2 separate regions of the Mus musculus genome follow, and region 1 is linked to region 2. The links are chromatin loops, found by intact Hi-C in ENCODE. Cell type or tissue: gastrocnemius. All regions are shown on one strand.

What was found. A loop is a pair of places that touch in the nucleus more often than their neighbours do. Peaks named below come from ENCODE experiments on the same cell type or tissue, not always from the same donor. Only the 100,000 strongest peaks of a DNase experiment are listed, where the experiment ranks them.
Region 1: a loop joins it to region 2, with 2.8 times the contacts of the local background. A loop is called at or near these places in 2 of 42 quality-filtered maps.

What each region holds. Positions count from the first base shown.
Region 1 is chr14:34,689,482-34,694,481 of GRCm38, reverse strand. Wapl (WAPL cohesin release factor) reads right to left here. Exons shown (of 19, transcript NM_001004436.4): 3 at 1,748-2,800. Among named protein-coding and RNA genes, the nearest start is that of 5830448L01Rik, 17 kb to the right of the region's middle. In gastrocnemius, no CTCF peak of the experiment used is centred here; no DNase peak of the experiment used is centred here.
Region 2 is chr14:34,614,195-34,619,194 of GRCm38, reverse strand. It overlaps Gm52113 (a long non-coding RNA gene), which reads left to right. Exons shown (of 3, transcript XR_003951117.1): 2 at 3,777-3,943; 3 at 4,047-4,584. Among named protein-coding and RNA genes, the nearest start is that of Gm52113, 3.7 kb to the left of the region's middle. In gastrocnemius, no CTCF peak of the experiment used is centred here; a DNase peak (open chromatin) is centred at 2,190; H3K4me3 peaks cover 1,045 bases.

The DNA.
Region 1 (5,000 bases), 75 kb before region 2:
CTGTATACTTCCCAGCTATGTGGTCCTTTACCTACATCTGAGTCTTGCCTTGGCTCACTCTAGTCCATGTTTGTCCTCATGGCTGCTCTCTCAAGAGACCTCAATGGAGAATCCTCCTGGTTTATCCACATGGTCTCTCCACATCTTCTCCCTCTCTCCTCTCTAGTCTCTTTCCAGGACTGGAATAGGAAGTCCTGCCCTATTTCTGAGCAGCTAACTAGCTGATCAGCTCTTTATTACCCAATCAGAGGTGATGGGAAACAACTTTTACATAACATTAAGACCGGAGATGCTTGGCCATGCCATTGTCCAGACTGCAGATGTCTAGGCATAGAAATCAGCATCTGAATACACAGTGCACAAAACCGTCCGGTATAGGTATATGAGCCTGCCTGGGGAGACTGCAGAGATGGTAAGGCATCAGATTCTCTGGAACTGAAGTTATGAACCACTATGTGGGTGCTGGGAACTAAGAACAACAAACACACGTAACCACTGAGCCATCTCTCCAGTTCCAAAGAGGACAAAATTTTAAAAAGCACAATCTTTGGGAGTGGTGCACAGTCCTAATCCTAGCACTTGGGAGGCTGAGTCAGGAGGCAAAGAAACAACCAAGATAGCTATCCTTGGCTAGTACAATGTAGTTCAATGACCTGTGAGTCTTCACATAAAAACTACTGAAGGATTAGATTACTTCTCAAATGGTTATAAACATTTTCTTCTAATTTAGAAGGAAGAGAACCTCATCTTCTAAAAATGACTGCTGGTTCACACGTTATATCAAGACTGACCTGTAACTTGGTGTTTCTCATTCAAGTAGTCTTATAGTTTTCAAATGTTATTCAATATCAACTTCATTTCTCAAAGTGAGTCTTAACGTTTCATACTCCAGAATTTAAGTTCTATTGCTCCAAGATACAAAAATAGACCTAGCTCTCACTAGAGACTCAACCACTAAGAGGACCTTATCATTGAGCCTACAATCTTGAGACAAATTTTATTATTAAAAGAGAATACTGTGAGCAGTGGTGGTGCACACCTTTAATCCCAGCACTCAGGAGGCAGAGGCAGGCGGATTTCTGAGTTTGAGGCCAGCCTGGTCTACAGAGTGAGTTCCAGGACAGCCAGGGATACACAGAGAAACCCTGCCTCGAAAACAAAAAAGAGAGAGAAAGAGAGAGACAAAGAGAGAGAGAATTGAGAGAACTGAGAGAATCCTTACCTACTAGTACTTTCCAATCCTATGAGACCACAATTTGAGGCTTTGAGAATGTTTCAATTTTTTTCAAGTTTTGTGCTACTTCCAAAGGGTTTAATTAATTTCTTTTGAGTATTTCCCTCATAAAACCATCTGTTATCAGTACAGTTCTAAATGTCCTAAAAAAATCAATCCTTATGTCTGTATTACATTTGGATTTTCAAAACTAAAACAAGATGTTTGGTATCTCTGTCCCAAAGACTCAATAGTATAAAATTATCACATAAATTACCATATGCTAGCCTAGGGTTATATTTCAGTGGGAGAGCTTACTTACATGCAATTTGAATTGGGTTTGGAACCCTGAACTCACATGCATATAGCCACATGCAGGCACACACATCAACATGTAATTAAAAATAAATTTTATATATTTCAAACTAAAATGGAATATTTAGGAAAGAGCCTACCCTTTAATTAAAGCCTGAGAAAATTTTATATATTAAATACATATTATTTTTTATTATATATACATCTTACAATTCTTACCTGCATTATTAGTACTAGACTGACTATCCTGGGAATTGTCGCTGCTTTCAGGAGGAGGCTGCTGGGAAGGTGATGGAGCTGTTTTAGTTCTTTTTTTGTCTTTCTTTCTTTCCACTTGACAGTCGTCATCATCATCATCTTCACTTTCGCTGAGATCGTCAAAGCCAAAATATTTAATTTTGTAATTAGAACTTCCAGAACCCCCTTCATCACCTCCTGTCTCATCATGATCTTCAAAACCAAAAAATTCAAGTTTAACATCCTTTTTGGATTTAGTATTACTAGGTCGAAATCTAGTAGTGGTCTTGGAGGTTGCAATATCTGCCTTTTTTCTGAGCCGGCCAGCCTCTCCTAAATCTGCAGGAGTGGATGCGGTGAACTCATCCATACTCCGTTCCATAGTATCCTGGATGGTAACATTACACACTGACAAGCAAGATGGATGTAAAACAGTGTAATCTCTAGTCCGTCCAACTGTTCCTCGAAAACTGGTCCCACAACTTGCACTACCTTTCTTTGCCTGATTCAGGCCATCTTTACTTGATTCACTGTTTGCTTTGGCTAAGGACTGACTGGTGCCATCCATTAGCTTATCAAAATTTGATGCTCCCTGTGAGGATCTCGCTTTATTGGCCCTACAGTACGTCCTACAGTTGCTTGGCCTAAGAACACTTTGTATGATATCTTCTTCAAAGGTTTCATTTAGATTTTCCAATCCTCCAATCCGATTTTTTAAATCCTCGTCTTTCATCTCCAAAAGAGACTCATTATCCAAACTTAAAATACAGTCTTCTGACCTGATATCTTCAAAATCATTATCCCATTCATATAAACCAGTTCTTACAGATCCTTTGACTGGACAACTTTCAGATGGAGACTCTGTTCTTTTTCCAGACTGGGAGTTCCAAGTATCATTTGTTTCTTTAGTTTCATCAGCTTTATATTCAGAAGCCACTGCGGTTTCTGCATTGGGTTTCTTAGTACTATCTTCAGCATTTTTGTGAAAGTGGTGACTATTTTTTTCATGTTCTTCACTAAAATTCTCCACTTTATCTACAAAAATGAAAAATATGTCCGGTTAAAAACATAAATGTCATCACTATGCAAATTAACAAATAGCAGGGCTATCTGAACAGTAGTATAAAATAATCTTTTTTTTTTTTTTTTTTTTAATTTAATTATTTACTCTATGTAAGTACACTGTAGCTGTCTTCAGACACTCCAGAAGAGGGCGTCAGATCTTGTTACAGATGGTTGTGAGCCACCATGTGGTTGCTGGGATTTGAACTCCGGACCTTCGGAAGAGCAGTCGGGTGCTCTTACCAACTGAGCCATCTCACCAGCCCCAGTATAAAATAATCTTGAAATAAAAAACAAAAAAGTTTACACATTAGACTCTCCTACTGTCAGTAGGTACAGCTGCCATGTCTTCTAGTAGCCTGTCCCTGGACACCCAAGCCTCTTAAAACTGTTATGCTGAACTCAGAAGAGATTTTACAATTAAGAAACTGAATCAACTGAGGATAACATTAAATGACATTTATGCTTTCAAGTAACAATGCTTAAATTTAGTAGAACTCAAACATATTTAACATTGAGTCACATGCCTTTAAGGGGCATTTGTACTTACCTGAAATAGGACTGTTTATACAGTATGTTAATTTTGTCTAGAAACCTGCCTACCACAAGCTTTTCTAGTTATTTCTATATTTCATATAATCCTAAAAGCCACATAATTTCTTAACAGTGGATCTGGTACCTATGTAGTGTATAGTGCCTATTTATGAATATCAACGAGTACTGCAAACTTAAAATGACTACTTTATATGTGAGAATTTCATTTTTGTTGCCTTAAATTTTTTAACATCAGAAGTAATTACTTTTTTTTTTTTTTTTTTTTGGTTTTTCGAGACAGGGTTTCTCTGTGTAGCCCTGGCTGTCCTGAAACTCACTCTGTAGACCAGGTTGGCCTCGAACTCAGAAGTTGGCCTGCCTCTGCCTCCCAAGTGCTGAGATTAAAGGCATGCGCTACCACTGCCCGGTTAAGTAATTACTTTTTTACCCTCCAAGTAAAAGGCAGCAATATGACTCAAACTAATATCATGGATTCCCTGAACATTAATTAATGGGTAAGCACTGGCAAATATTTACTCTATGCCAAATAAAATATTGCCTCAAGAAAAATACATCTAAATCTAAGAAAAACAATTTACAAATAAATCTTTTGTTTTGTTTTGAGATAGGGTCTCACTATGTAACTCTATCCTGGAACTCATGATGTAGACCAGACTGGCCTCAAACTTACAAGAGATCTGCCTGCCTGCACCTTCCAAGTGCTGAGATTAAAGTCATATGCCACAACACTCTCCTTATTTACAAGTCTTAAAGAACACACTTGCAAATACAGCCAAAAGCAATGTTTTATATGGATAAATTCACTATATAATTTTTGATGCTACTCAATGAGTTTAAATATAATTTAACTGTGTCACAGGCCTGTAATCTCAGCAAGAAGATACAAAGTTAATTACAATCCTGGGAAACTTAAGGCACTGATTTAAAAGAAAAAGAAAAGAGAGGAGTGAACTAATTTAACTCTAGTTAGAGCACTTACCTAACATGTCTAAGATGTACTAAGCTATACTACACCTCATGTTTATTTATTAGTATATACGTGGGTACACATGTTCCATGATGCTGGGAACCACCTCTCCAATCTTCAACTCATTTTTATAGCTGTATAGCCTTCCACTGAGGGGACTTTGGAGGGGGGTAGTTAATGGGGTTGTAGTATGTTTTCATTTTGAGAAAGGTTTTCACTATGTAGCACTGACTGGCCTACAACTTGCTATAAATCATGCTGGCCCTAAAATCATATAGATCCACCTGCCTCTGCTGGAATTAAAGACATGCTAACACACACAGCTTATTTTTGTTTTCCTAAACAGGGTTCCCTTTTGAACCCAAGATAGCCTCAAACTAGTAATCTTCCTGCTTCATGTGCATAATAGCAGGCTTCTACTATCTTAATTTCTCAAAAATGACTTTCTGTTTTAGGTGTAAACATTATTCTAATTTAAAAACAGATCTAGCCGGGCGTGGTGGGGCACACCTTTGATCCCAGCACTCGGGAGGCAGAGGCAGGTGGATTTCTGAGTTCGAGGCCAGCCTGGTCTACAAAGTGAGTTCCTGGACAGCCAGGGCTATACAGAGAAACCGTATCAGGAAAAAAAAAAAAAAAAGAACAAAAACA
Region 2 (5,000 bases):
ACGCCAATCTCCTTGCTCCACATTCAGGTATCAGCGCAGAACGCAGAAGTACACCATCTGGTTTGAGCCAATAGCTCCGTATTAACTTGGAGGCTAATTACATATAACCTGCCTGCACAGGGCTGTACCCAAAGGCTTGTGTCAAGGGCGTGCCTTGATCTGATTGCGACATCCCTCTTTAATCCCTCCCCTTCATTGTTTCAAAGACAAGGTCTCCCTATCCAGTAGCCTTGGCTGCCCTGGAATTCTCTGTGCAGGCTGGGCCCCGTGGAAATCAGCTGCCTCTGCCTCCCAGGTGCAGAGACTGCAAGCACGTGCCACCAGGCTTGACTAAATAGACATTTTCTTCTTCAAAACTAATTGTTTAGAATCGAACAGAGCCCAAAGCCAGGCTAGAGGGGAAAGCGCTTTGTCTCCTGTAAATTCCACCTTCCCTCTCCCCTTGTCATCGTGTTTCCTGCGGTTTCACCTTGAAATAAGGAAACAAAAGCTTCCCTGTACCACGGCAATTGTGTGGCCATGGAATACACTAAATGAAGAGTGACCTGTGCTCCCTAACTGGGGTGAGCAAAGGTAACTTGGAGGCTGGACATAGGGAAACAGTAGTGTCCAACCCCACCCCTACCCCCTTCCACCTCACCCACCCACCCTCCGACAGCCCTCACCTACCATGCTAAGCTGCTTGGAGAAGCCAGTCTCAAACCTCAGCCTTGGAGGAAAATCGCTACAGGTTCAGCATAGATGTCTGAGACCCAGTCTTCAACAAACCAACAAAACCCAAAAGCTTAGCCAGTCCATCTCCACTTTGGGTTTTGATTTGCCAAAATGAATTTAGTTAAAACATTTGAATATGAACTGCAACCCCATTCGAGTTAAGTTCTAAAGAGAGTATGTAAAAAAACACGGATTTTACAAAATTATTGATTGATTGATTTAGAGATAGAATCCAGTTATATGGTTCCGACTGGCCCAGTACTGCTGTGCAGACCAGGGTGGCCTCAAACTTGCAACAGTCCTAAGTCAGGCGCCAGGATGTTAGCCATAGATAGATACATTAGATAGATGCATATGCCACTATGGAAACTAATCGACTTTGTCTTACCTGTAAGTATTTAGTAACGATGTATCTACTGGGTATTAACTGTCTCTACTGCAAACCTGAGCCCTCCCATTTTACAGACACTGTGGAGAATGACTGACTTCTGGCTTGCCATGGCTCCTTCCTTCCTGGCTGAAGTTAGCAGAGGAGAACCCCTCATCCCACACTATCCCCACCTCCTCCAGCCCACCAGGAAGGACCCTTTTCACAGACATAGTCATTGAGCCTTGAGAGCTCCTGAGACAAGGTCAAATACAAGCTGGAAACTTGGGACATGAGGTCTAACCCCAGAAAGGCACAGCAAAAGGATAGGGGTCCCCTTGTCTGCCTTTCCCGGTGGCAAGAGGGGCTAATTGGAACAACTAATGTTATTCAGAATGTTCTAGTTGTCCTAACACCAGGAGCTTAGGTTAAGTGCTGTAAAACCAGCAAACAGCACCTCACCGGGATGTGACAGAGCACCTACACAGAGTGGCCCACTTTATACACCTGGGCCAGCTGACAGACGCCACCAGCCCTCAGCTACCAGAGTCCCCACTCCTAGGAAATCTGAAAACTGAAAACCTTCCCAGAAGCACACCCCGGCTCCAAGTGCTCTGGGCAGGAGGTACCACCAGAGATGTCCTGTCCTAGAATGGGCTACTGCTGAATCAGCTGCTGGCCTCCTCCCCTGGGTCCTTCCGATGGAGCCTGTTATTCCTTGCTCTTCTGCCGAAGCAAGTAATTATGTCTATTATTGGAGCAAGTAATTTGTTATCTAAGCATTTGTTCCACTGTGGGCTCCTGGAGGGCAGGAACTATTTCTTTGTGTTTTTACAGTTTTTTTTTTTTGTTTCAAAATATTTACTTTATTTTTAAACTTTTTTGTTTTTAAAACGTTTCAATTGAAATAGAATTACATCACATCCCCCTCCCTTTCTCACCCAGCCGCCCTGCGCTAAATTGATAGCCTCTTTTTCTTTGATTATGTTTGTCACATACAGAAGCCGTCTGTAACTATAGCTTGGAAGCAGCTGGCACAGCACTAGAGAGAGGAGTGGAGCCCTCTACCTAACGAATCCCTTTAGCGCCCCCTGTCCTGAGATGCGGCAGTGCCACCCAGTGGCAGGCTGGGTGTACTGAGGCTACTTATGCAGTCCCTTTCCAAAAAGCAGGGTTCACCTGGAGAGCTGCCCCCCCATACACACCCTCCTCAGCCAAGGCCAACAAGAACACAAGTGGCAGAGAGATGTGTTCTGTGCCTTTGGACTTTGGAGGTATAATGAGCGGCCCTTGAAAGGGTCCCTAGCGTCTTCCCCCTGGCAAGGCCTCCATTTTCCTGTTTCTAGTCAGCCAAACTCAGTCTCTGGGATGGGGAATGTAACTCAAAGCCTTTGCCTAGTATTCACAAAATCCTGGGGCTGAGCCCTAGCACTGCATAAAACCAGGTGTGGTCATGCATGCCTGCAACTGAGGCGGTAGATACAACAGAGAAGAAAGGTCTCCTGGAAATGGAACATTTGAGATGTTGGGAAGACCTCTTCAGATAGCAGGCATGGAATCTACTTTTGAAGGAACTCAGGAGTCTCCACTCCTGTGGTAGACCCTTACTTGTGACTATGGAGGCAAACTCCAACTTGGACCAGGGAGGGACACTGAAAACACCTAGACAGAGCCCAACAGGAGTCAGCGGCACAGAAAAGCACAGTTATTATCTGTGAACAGGTTTTTTGAAGCCTTTTTACTAGAAGCTGGTAGACCCCTCTCCTTGAATCTGCAAGTTTGCTTCTGAAGTTGGGCTTGTGGACAGTAGGCACAGCCATTAGCACACTGTCCCTCCGAGAGACTGCTTCTCTTTGTGTTCTTATGTCCCTTTCTTACCTGTCACTTGATCCTCCCCATATTTCATTCTTATTTTATCCCGTGTGTGTGTGTGTGTGTGTGTGTGTGTGCCCGCCCTGCACGTGTGTCATGGTATGGGGGGGGGGGGTGTCAGAGTTCAACCAACATGTGGGTGGTGGGTAGGGAGGCTTCACCTCTGTGAAAACAGAGGTGCGGCCTTTCCCATCTCTGCAGCCTGGGTAGCCAGCCTATCCACACTTCACTTTTCAGAGCCGTGGTGGTCCTCTCTGGGTGGACTGAGGAGCCTCTGTAGGTAGGATGTTCCTGTGGGTGGAACTCTCCAGGATCCACCACTCAGACCCTGAAGCAGATGGGCCCCCTGCGTGTAAAGTTGGCACATGATGTTCCCAAGGGCAACCCAAGGCTGGGTGGGACCTGTGTGGCCAGGGAAGGGAGCCTCAGTACACCAGGTAAATACTTCCCTACGCCCCAAATCCTCAAAGGAATTCTTTGTTTCTGCACTCCTGTGTTGACTTAGCTGAGGAATGCAGGGTGTCGCAGAGAAATGCTCACTGGCTTGTTTTTTTGTGGCTTGCTCAATTTTCTTATATAATTGGCTGGACCCTCCCACCTCAATCATCAATCAAGGTGTTCATACATATTAAAAAAAAAAAAACTAAGGGACCTCCCAGGTAGTCTCAGAATAATTAACCACCCACAGAACAGCACTAGGCAGATCTCCCCTCCTGTCTTCTCAGAGTCTGTCTCTGCTTTGGTCCCTGAGTGATGACTAGCTTGTGAAGCCTAGTTCCATTCACGAGTCACAAAGCATTGCTTCTCCTGTTCCCTATTCCAGACTCAGTATCCTTCACTTTGTATAGAAGGCGGAGCTGATAGCAGAAGTCCTTGGAGAGGAGGGCTAGTGAGGTGACTCAGCAGGTGAAGATGCTGGCTGCCCTACCAAACTACTAGTCCGTGTGGGACTGTCCTCGGGGCGATGCGGAAGTGCCTGCACTGCCGGAGGTAAACAAGTTCCTGCCCCCACCGAAACAGGAGCAAACAGGAGGTTCACGTTCCCACCGCTTTGCAACACTGTTTCAGTACCTCCCCTCCCCCTCTTTCCCAGGCGCTAGCTGATGGAGGCCAACACCAAAGAATGACCATCATCTCCCCCACCAACGCTGGCGAACCTTTCTCTTTTCTCCTGGGTAATAATACTGTGTCCCAGGCTTGCTCAGCGGGTGGCCATAGGAGTCTGGGAGACCCGGTCCAGTGGACAGGGTTTTGGGGTTCCGCTTAGAGTTGCTTCAGTCTATAGAAAGCTGAGCCGGGCTCTGCCTCTTCTATCGCATGACCCCCACCCGGTGGTGGTGTCCCCAAGAGGAGATCACCCGGATTCCCCCCACCCCCTTCTACCTCTGCGCAGAGGGAACGCTGCTACTTTCGGAGTTGTACTCCTTGGTCCGGGATATTCCTAGACCCTGCGCCTGAGGGGCTGGGAGCGCAGCGCTTTGTTATTCAGCCGGAAAGATGCCCCAAGAATTAAAAGACTTTATAAAATGTAGGTTGACTACACCACCTGCACCTGCCTTCATTGTTGCTCTCTCACAGAATTTCAGAAATGCGCTAGGCCTCCTGGTGCATGCCTATAATCCGAAGGCAGGACTCCTGGGGTTTGAGGCCCTGTGACACGTAGAAAGACCTTGTTTCAAGAAATTTAGAAATACCAGCATATTAAAGACGCCTCCCCCCCCCCAAAAAAAAGACATATCCAAAACTATGGGTCTTTGGGCTTTTGTACGACTCCTATTAGGAGTTACGAACACGTGTGAAATTACCTCAGATAGGGGACCAAAAACAAACGAAACAACATTGCTCCTAAATCCAACTTGTTGAGCAAATAAGTAAATTACAGTCTGGGAACTGATACTCTCAGAAGAGGGGGGAAAATCACATCTATATTAAAGATTTTGCAATACCAATTAACTGATTAGAACTTTGTGATTTGGAGAGTTGGAATGTTGCAGAGCCAAATTTCTTGGACTACTTCAGTGCCCTTAGTAAACATTCATTATCCATC